Regions from separate parts of the Homo sapiens genome. Here regions 1 and 2 are each linked to region 3. The links are chromatin contacts, found by Hi-C or POLR2A ChIA-PET in ENCODE. All regions are on one chromosome and are shown on one strand. The core of a region is the stretch at or near the end of the contact, and the rest is flanking DNA. Distances in the headings are between cores, read along the strand shown. Region 1 holds the start of PEBP1 (phosphatidylethanolamine binding protein 1). Region 2 holds the start of VSIG10 (V-set and immunoglobulin domain containing 10). Region 3 overlaps WSB2 (WD repeat and SOCS box containing 2).

Evidence for each region. A loop is a pair of places that touch in the nucleus more often than their neighbours do. ChIA-PET counts read pairs that join two places held with the same protein, here RNA polymerase II (POLR2A). Pooled maps may share reads with other maps.
Region 1: a pooled map shows a loop between it and region 3 (4-fold over the local background). The contact joins the promoter of PEBP1 here to the enhancer-like site in region 3. A Hi-C loop is called at or near these places in 7 of 50 pooled maps. POLR2A ChIA-PET finds 5 or more read pairs at or near these places in 8 of 52 experiments (BJ, GM10248, HEK293 and 5 more).
Region 2: a loop to region 3 is called in a pooled map, with 3 times the contacts of the local background. The contact joins the promoter of VSIG10 here to the enhancer-like site in region 3. A Hi-C loop is called at or near these places in 4 of 50 pooled maps. POLR2A ChIA-PET finds 5 or more read pairs at or near these places in 3 of 52 experiments (HEK293, WTC11 and naive thymus-derived CD4-positive, alpha-beta T cell).

Annotation. Positions count from the first base shown.
Region 1 is chr12:118,134,690-118,137,391 of GRCh38, reverse strand. It overlaps PEBP1 (phosphatidylethanolamine binding protein 1), which reads right to left and starts at 1,268. Exons shown (of 4, transcript NM_002567.4): 1 at 1,048-1,268. The coding sequence starts at 1,182. LOC101928274 (a long non-coding RNA gene) reads left to right here and starts at 1,400. Exons shown (of 4, transcript XR_945409.4): 1 at 1,400-1,535. RefSeq lists a silencer at 891-980 and an enhancer at 973-1,473.
Region 2 is chr12:118,102,549-118,105,636 of GRCh38, reverse strand. It overlaps VSIG10 (V-set and immunoglobulin domain containing 10), which reads left to right and starts at 1,626. Exons shown (of 9, transcript NM_019086.6): 1 at 1,626-2,044. The coding sequence starts at 1,966. It overlaps LOC124903029 (a long non-coding RNA gene), which reads left to right and starts at 2,055. Exons shown (of 2, transcript XR_007063478.1): 1 at 2,055-2,648. RefSeq lists a silencer at 1,533-1,782.
Region 3 is chr12:118,033,633-118,036,332 of GRCh38, reverse strand. It overlaps WSB2 (WD repeat and SOCS box containing 2), which reads left to right. Exons shown (of 9, transcript NM_018639.5): 7 at 1,009-1,119; 8 at 1,240-1,347; 9 at 1,975-2,700. The coding sequence ends at 2,137. It also overlaps a transcript of RFC5 not described here. Among named protein-coding and RNA genes, the nearest start is that of RFC5, 18 kb to the right of the region's middle. RefSeq lists enhancers at 601-650, 661-720. Within about 2 kb of position 1,322, at least 4 of the 41 ENCODE cell types and tissues checked have a DNase peak (open chromatin) inside an H3K27ac peak, as active enhancers do.

The DNA.
Region 1 (2,702 bases), core at 19-2,518, 100 kb before region 3:
GTAGAGTTGGGGTCTTGCTATGTTGCCCAGGCTGTATATTATTTCAGTCCCAACAACACCATGGGGCTAGTATCCCAGCACACTATTAAGAGAAACAGATAAGGCTGGGATTCCAACCCTGGCACTGAGTCCCCTCTCAACGACACCCTTACATTGTCTGTCCGGAATCACAGCGTTTCTGGATTTGGTGATCAGGAGGTTACCTGGAGCCTGCTGAAGTGAAATCTGCATTAACTGTACGTTTCAAAGTGCAAAGAAAAGGAGAAAGCCAAGGTGATGAGAGGCGGGCAGGGAGCAGGAAAAGGGAGGCTGTGTTAGATGGGCACTACATATTTAAACATCCAAAAAAATTAAATTCTGTGAACATCCAAAACAATGTAAGGTCGGGGCAGTTTATTTTACGCTGTTGCCCGGAGCTTCATAACCAACTAGCAGTGGCGTCTGCAAATCTAGTTTCTTCACTTTCGGCAGCCCCAGCCGTGGGCGTGGGAGGTCAAAGACCAAAACTAAACCGTTGCCCTCCAGCGTACCGGCTGGACGCTCTCGACCCATTTAACAAAGGAGAAATCGGCCGGCGCGCTCATCGCCAGTTACATAATGCGTCACAGGCTCTCGGGTGAGGCTTCAGCCCTCCAAAACCAGGCCTAAAATGCTGAGGCCCTAGGGGAAGCTCTGGGGGCGTCCGGGCAGCCACAGCCTACTCTGTCCCGGCGACGTCCCTCTCCAGCGCCCTGGCCTGTGGGGGGAGAGGGGGATCCGGCCTGTTTCCGAACCTAGGTCCCTCTTGGGTCTGAAGCCCGGGAAAAGTGAATGAATTTCTGCCGCAGGCCGAACCTGCCTGGCCACGCCACAGGCCGGGTTCCCGGTGCTCGGGGTGGCCCCCAGGCATGGGACATGGACCCCGGGACCTCTGGCCTGGGGGGGCCTCGACACACGCAGGCTGAACCTCCCCACCGCCCCTGGCCCTGTCTCCGCTGGGTCCCACCCAGGAGGCCGGCACAGGCCTCCGCGCCGTGCCGCTCGCTGCACGCCCGCCGCCCGGTGTACCTGGGTGGGCGTCAGCACTTTGCCCAGCTCGTCCACCGCCGCCCCGGCGTAGGTGACATGCAGCGGGTGCTGCGGCTGCTCGTCCACTTCTTGCAGGCTCAAGGGCCCGGACCACTTGCTGAGGTCCACCGGCATGGCGAGGCCAAGCAGAGCGTGCAGCCGGGAGTGCCGCGGTAGGCCAGGCGCGGGCGACAGAGGCGACGCGGAGAGCTCAGCACACTGGCTCGGGAAGACGCAGACCCAGCGACCACGCGAGAGCACGCGCCTCAGCCGCCGCCCAGCCCCGCGCACCGCCCCACGTCACGCCCACCGCTCCCTGGCCTCTGATTGGCCGAAGCTGGCAGAGCAGGGCCTCTCGCGCTCCTGGGTCCATGCAACCTGCTCCCTGTGGCTGCCGAGTTCTCGGGAACAGCGGCTCGGCCTGCAAGGCTGTTGTTTCAAGAAATGAAAATGAAGGGCGCCCTGGAATAGGTTCGCCGAAGAGAGAGGTTCGTGTCTCAGAAAGTGTCGCTGGGAAAAAAAAATGCAATTGAATTCGCCTTGGTTGCGTTTTGGTTTTCTTAATTTTTTGCATGATTCTTTGCTCCACTTTCCAAATTCAGCAACATGGCCTGTCGCGGTGGCTCATGCCTGTATTCCCAGCACTTTGGGAGGCCAAAGCAGGAAGATCGCTTGAGCCCAGGAGTTTGAGACCATCCTGGACAAGGTAGCAAGACCCCGTCTTTACAGAAAACTTAAAAAAAAAGAAAAAAAGAAAAAAGCCAGACACAGTGGTGCATGCTTGTAGTCCTAGCTACTCCGGAGGCTGGGGCGGGAGGATCACTTTTTTTTTTTTTTTTTTTTGAGACGGAGTCTCTCTGTGTTGACCAGGCTGGAGTGCAGTGGCGTGATCTCGGCTCACTGCAAGCTGCGCCTCCCGGGTTCACGCCATTCTCCTGCTTCAGCCTCCCGAGTAGCTGTGACTACAGGCGCCCGCCACCACGCCCGGCTAATTTTTTGTATTTTTAGTAGAGACGGGATTTCACCGTGTTAGCCACGATGATCTTGATCTCCTGACCTCGGCCTCTCAAAGTGCTGGGATTACAGGCGTGAACCACCACGCCCGGCCGATCACTTCTTGAATCTAGGAGTTTGAGGCCGCGGTGAGCTACGATCTTGCCACTGCACTCCTGTCTGCGCTTCAGAGCCAGATCCCATCTTCTCATACACACACACACACACACACACACACACACACACACACACAGCAAATTCAGAAACAGTAAGGCCTTGCTTTTCTCCTGCACTTTAAAACGAGCCAGATTCTCTGTATTTTCGCACGTGATCACTTGTCATAGTAATTGCCTGGTGAGAGCACCTGAGTGAACTTTTGAGCATTTAAATATATGGGGAAATGTATTTGTCCGTTTTCTCCACACACAAAATTCGTCCTCACAAAATTCCTGAGAAATGTTTGGGTTTTGGTTTTTTATGTTTGTTTTTTGAAAAACAATTTTAAACCATATTTATTCATACCAAAACTGCTCTTACTGTGACCACAAGCTGCTTGCTTTTTGCTGAATATGATAAGCACTATTTTTTTTTTTTTTTTTTGAGACGGAGTCTTGCTCTGTCGCCCAGGCTGGAGTGCAGTGGCGTGATCTCAGCTCACTGCA
Region 2 (3,088 bases), core at 377-2,876, 69 kb before region 3:
CTGGGATTACAGGCGCCTGCCACCACACCGGGCTAATTTTTGTATTTTTAGTAGAGACGAAGTTTCACCATGTTGGCCAGGCTACTCTCGAACTCCTTACCTCAGGTGATCCACCTGCCTCGGCCTCCCAAAGTGCTGGGATTACAGGCATGAGCCAACGTGCCCGGCTGATGAACAGTTATTTAAAAATATTTGAGCAAAGAATAAAAAAGGGCTGAGCGCGGTGGCTCGCACCTGTAATCCCAACACTTTGGCAGGCCAAGGCGGGTGGATCACTTGAGGTCAGGAGTTCGAGACCAGCCTGGGTAACATGGAGAAACGCTGTCTTTACTAAAATTACAAAAATTAGCTGGGCGTGGTGCTGCACACCTGTAGTCCCAGCTACTCGGGAGGCTGAGGTGGGAGGATCACTTGAGCCTGGTAGTTTGAGGCTGCAGCGAGGTATGATTGTGCTACTGCACTCTAGCCTGGGCAACTGGAGTGACACCCTGTCTCAAAAAAATAAAAAACAGAAAAGTAAAAAAGGCAGAACTGTTCAGCTTCATTGCTCAGTTCACCAGGAGAAACATTTTTTTTTTAAAGTGGTTTCAAGAGGATTTCCTCATGGAAGAAGCATTTCAATAAGGGGACCGTTGAACAACAGAACTAATGATTTTTTTTTAACGTTAATATTTATTTTGAGATGGAGTCTCGCTCAGTCGCCCAGGCTGGAGTGCAATGGCGTGATATCGGCTCACTGCAACCTCCGCCTGCTGGGTTCAAGCGATTCTCCTGCCTCAGCCTACCCAGTAGCTGGGATTACAGGCGCCCGCCATCATGCCCGGCTAATTGTTGTATTTTTAGTAGAGACAGGGTTTCACCATGTTGGTCAGGCTGGTCTCGAACTCCTGACCTTGTGATCCGCCCACCTCGGCCTCCCAAAGTGCTGGGATTACAGGTGTGAGCCACCACGCCCTGCCATATTATTATTATTTGAAACAGGAAGTTTCTCCTAGGGCTGTTTTATGGATGGCTCTTCCTGAGGATATCAAAGCCGCATTTTCCCCAGGACAGAATGGGATGAGGGCATGGCAGGGAAGAGAGGAGCTTAGCCTGGGAATCTGACTGGGTAAGGGGTGGGAGAACTAAAAGGGGAAAAGCAAAAACAAAACTCTTGAGAAACACGTCCTGGGGACTCCTTGGCTCTCGCTGTCACTGTGTGGTCCCAGCCAGTTCACTGGAGAACCGGAGTCTCGTGGCTGCTTTGGCTGAAAGTCAGGGGATCATCTTTCTCTGGCTCCCTTTTGCAGAGGGTAAGGAAAGGAAGCGATGGCGGCCTTGGCGCCCGCCCTGCGCCCAGGGACACAGACCGGAATCCCTCGAGACGCTCAGCGGGGACTGCCAGGGGGGTCCTGCGTTCTGCAGCTTGGCAACCGCTTCCTCCGGGTTCTGCAGCCCGGGGCAGCGGCGGGGGTTGCGTCCTGCGGCAGCTGCAGGGCTCCGTCCCGCCCGCTGTCCCCGCGACTCGGTACTGCTGTCCCGGGCGGAGTGGACTGGGGAGGGCCCAGCCTCCGCGCCCCGCCCCTGGCCCGGCGGGACCCGGCTCGGCGCGCCCTCGGCAGAAAGCCCTCCTCCCGGGCCAAGGTAGAGGAAGTTGGGCTCCCGCCTGGCTGGGAGGCGGGAGGGATCCCGCTCCTGTTGTTTTCCGCCGGCAGGAGTAGGCTGGCGGGCGCAGGGGGCGGGGTGCGCCCTCCCTCCCCGGCCAGGGCGCTCGGGAGCGGGGACCCGAGCCTGCAGCCGAGCTCCGCTGCCGGCCCTGGACACTCGGCTCAGCCAAGCATCCTTCCTGGGGGCCGAGGAAGTGGGGCCACTCTGCCGTTCCGAGGACCTGGGAGGAGCCCTCGGTACCCCGGGCCCCGGGGCCCTGGGGCACACACGTCCAGCCCAGCCCGAGCCTGCGTTTCCTGAGCCGGGATCTGGGGCGAGATGGCCGCAGGCGGCAGTGCGCCCGAGCCCCGCGTCCTCGTCTGCCTCGGGGCGCTCCTGGCCGGCTGGGTCGCCGTAGGTAAGGGGCCGCGATCTGGAGGGAAAAGTTGAGTTTTCCCAGTCAGCGGTGGGGAGGGGACAGCGAGAGACCCAATTCCCTCCGACTCCGCCCGGATCCGTGGTGGCCCCAGCCTAGAAGCTGCCCCAGGAGGGTCTTGGTTTCCTGCTCGCAGCTCGGCCGTCTTTGCAGGAAGGAGTTTTCCCGGGCGCCCGGTGCGGGGCGAGATACCCCCAGCCTCCTGGGGTGGGCAGCCGGTGAGGCTGCAGAGGAGCCGAGCCGAGCCGACGTGCGGGGGCAAAGTAAAGAGGCACGTGTGCCGGGAAAGTGATTTTTTTTTTTAAGCGTCGGATGTAAATTCGCGTTCTGGTTTTAGTAGTAACTGATACGCTGGTGCTCAAACTCGAGACTCCCACTTTATTTTTCTCCTCCCTCTGCCCAAGGTTGAACTCGCCTTACACCTGTAACCGGTGGACTTCCCTACACACCTTTGCAAGTCTTCCTGTGCCGACCAGCGCCTTCAAAGCGGGGTCTTCCGCCTTTACTTTTGGAAAAGCTTTTTATTTTGAAATACTTGGCTGACTTACAAAAGACTTCCCCTCACACTTGACATGATTGACAAAAGGTCTGAAATGCTTCATCTATGGTCTGCTTTGCTACGAAAAAAGAATTGGAGGGGTGCTTACAAAAATATGTAGAATGTAAAAAGATTGAACTATTTATATATATTTGAATTTAATTCACCAGCATGCCTACTGTGCATGCCTACTGTGTGCTGGGAGTGTGACAAGCTGGGAGGAGGCTGGGGTGCAGGGAGAGGAGATGGAGCCAGGAGGTGGTGAAGTTTGCCAGGATGCAGGCAGAGCGCTACTTTTTGTGTTCCCGGGTCTGCTCCACCCAACGGGTCTCCTCTTGCACGTTTCTGGAGATGGGTTGTAAAGTATGCTGGAGCTTCTTAGCAGCAAGTGCCAAGAGTTCCTAATTATTAGGCTCATACAATTTTATTTTGCTTTTTTTTTTTTAACCAACCATTTAAAAACAATAACATCTCTAGATTTCCAGTTT
Region 3 (2,700 bases), core at 73-2,572:
GACTGAATCCCTGCTATGACTTTTTTGTGGGGGGACTGATGAGGAACCTGCCTGGGATTAGACATGTCTCTTTTAGAATCTGGGACATGGGAGGGGACAAGCTGGATAAAAAGGCACAGTGGGTCTCTTTTGAGACGGAGTCTCGCTCTGTCACCCAGGCTGGAGTGCAGTGGCGCAATCTTGGATCACTGCAACCTCCACCTCCCGGGTTCAAGCGATTCTGCTGCCTGAGCCTCCCGAGTAGCTAGGACTACAAGCGTGCGCCACCAGGCCTGGCTAATTTTTGTATTTTTATTAGAGATGGGGTTTCACCATGTTGGCCAGGCTAGTCTCAAACTCCTGACCTCAGGTGATCCACCGCCTCAGTCTCCCAAACTGCTATTATAGGCATGAGCCACTGCGCCTGGCCTGGTTCATTGCTTCTTAGTGATGCCTTGTCAATTAAGCCCTCTCAAGTAGCTTTGAGTGTCTTCCAGTCTCCTGATTCAGGTGGCTGTGTGTACTTCTTCGGAATCAGCATTATGAAGCCTCAATATGACTCTTTATTTCCATTTACTAATAACTGTAGTAACAAGTTCAGAAAGAGCCTCTTATCGAAACTGTGCTTTCCAAAATGAGTTTCATGTTCTCACAAACTTGGTCTCCTTTTTCCTTTTGTGTCTGTTGTTTTATGAAGCAAATAATAGGCAGTCCTATAATTATCATGTATCTTAGCCTAAAAAAGACTTGCAGTTTCTACTGTGGCATTAAAGTGAGGGCTGACCTACTTTGCATAAGCAAATTAGCACAAGGAAGTGTTAGTAACCCTTCATCCACAGGACACCTGGAGCCTTCTGAGATACCCTTTTTTTTCCCAGTGTGCAAATCCCAAGCTTTTCCACGAGGGGCACACAATGCATCTTGAGCCCTTTTGTAGCCAGGGCAGTTTGGCTTCCTGCCTAGGGTGATGATGGAGGGTGGAGAGCAGCCATCACTCCAGGCCTGCCATCCTGTTTCTTTCCTTCCCAGCCACACCCAGGTTGACCCCGCCATGGATGACAGTGACGTCCACATTAGCTCACTGAGATCTGTGTGCTTCTCTCCAGAAGGCTTGTACCTTGCCACGGTGGCAGATGACAGGTAACGAAGAGAACTCTCTTTACATGGCCTCAGAACAAGTGCTTGCAAGTAATGGCAGCAAGGCCCTCTTGGTCTGGCCCTGGGTCAGCTAATATCCAGATGTTCTCTCTCCCCATCCAGACTCCTCAGGATCTGGGCCCTGGAACTGAAAACTCCCATTGCATTTGCTCCTATGACCAATGGGCTTTGCTGCACATTTTTTCCACATGGTGGAGTCATTGCCACAGGGTATGTATTTGTTAGCTGAACAGATGGGTGGTGCTTTCTGCTGAGTATACCATGGAGCTTTTTAAGGAAAGAAACCATCTAGAATTTTCTTGCCTATGAGGAAAGCTTTAAGGCAATTCAAGATTATATAAAACTCAAATGATCGATTTTGCTAATAACGGTGTCCCATTTTCTCTGAATATTTAACCTAAATGTAATTAAAGATCTGTAAGTCATGCCACCTAATGGGCCAAGTTCACAAGGGAGAATAAAATTGAGATGATGCATAATATATGGGAAACCATTTAGGGCTAAAAGACCACTTTACAGGTAACATCTATAATTCAGTAGGTGGCACTCTTCCCCCTTATACTTTTGAACTAACTGTGGTCAGATTTAGAAAGGGCTGTGCCGAGAGAGAGACAGAGAGAGCGCTTTGGTATCACAGGTGTCTTGAGTTTTTCTAATCCTATCAGCAGCTTTAATTATTCAGCACCACAATTTTACATCCATTTCCACAGTCAGGGTTACATTTCACTCTCCGAAGTCTCCTGCTCTTTGCAGTCAAAACAGAAACATGAGTATTCATCCTCATGAAAACATGAACATCCAAGCTCTGTCTTAGCATCGGTTTCTGTTTCATTTTAGGACAAGAGATGGCCACGTCCAGTTCTGGACAGCTCCTAGGGTCCTGTCCTCACTGAAGCACTTATGCCGGAAAGCCCTTCGAAGTTTCCTAACAACTTACCAAGTCCTAGCACTGCCAATCCCCAAGAAAATGAAAGAGTTCCTCACATACAGGACTTTTTAAGCAACACCACATCTTGTGCTTCTTTGTAGCAGGGTAAATCGTCCTGTCAAAGGGAGTTGCTGGAATAATGGGCCAAACATCTGGTCTTGCATTGAAATAGCATTTCTTTGGGATTGTGAATAGAATGTAGCAAAACCAGATTCCAGTGTACTAGTCATGGATCTTTCTCTCCCTGGCATGTGAAAGTCAGTCTTAGAGGAAGAGATTCCACTTGCACGGCAACAGAGCCTTACGTTAAATTTTCAGTCCAGTTATGAACAGCAAGTGTTGAACTCTTTCTGCTTGTTTTGATTCAAAGTGCAGTTACTGATGTTGTTTTGATTATGCAACTAAGTAGGCCTCCAGAGCCTCTCTAGTGGCAGAGCAGCTCACACTCCCTCCGCTGGGAACGATGGCTTCTGCCTAGTACCTATCCTTGTGTTTCTGATGCAGTGGTAGCATTGGTTCAAGTTCTCTCCTGCTGTGGTCAGAGTTGCTTCGATGTTGGCCAAGTGCTTTTCTTCTTGGGCTCCCTTCTGACCTGCAGGACAGTTTTCCTGGAGCCATTTGGTATGAGGTATTAA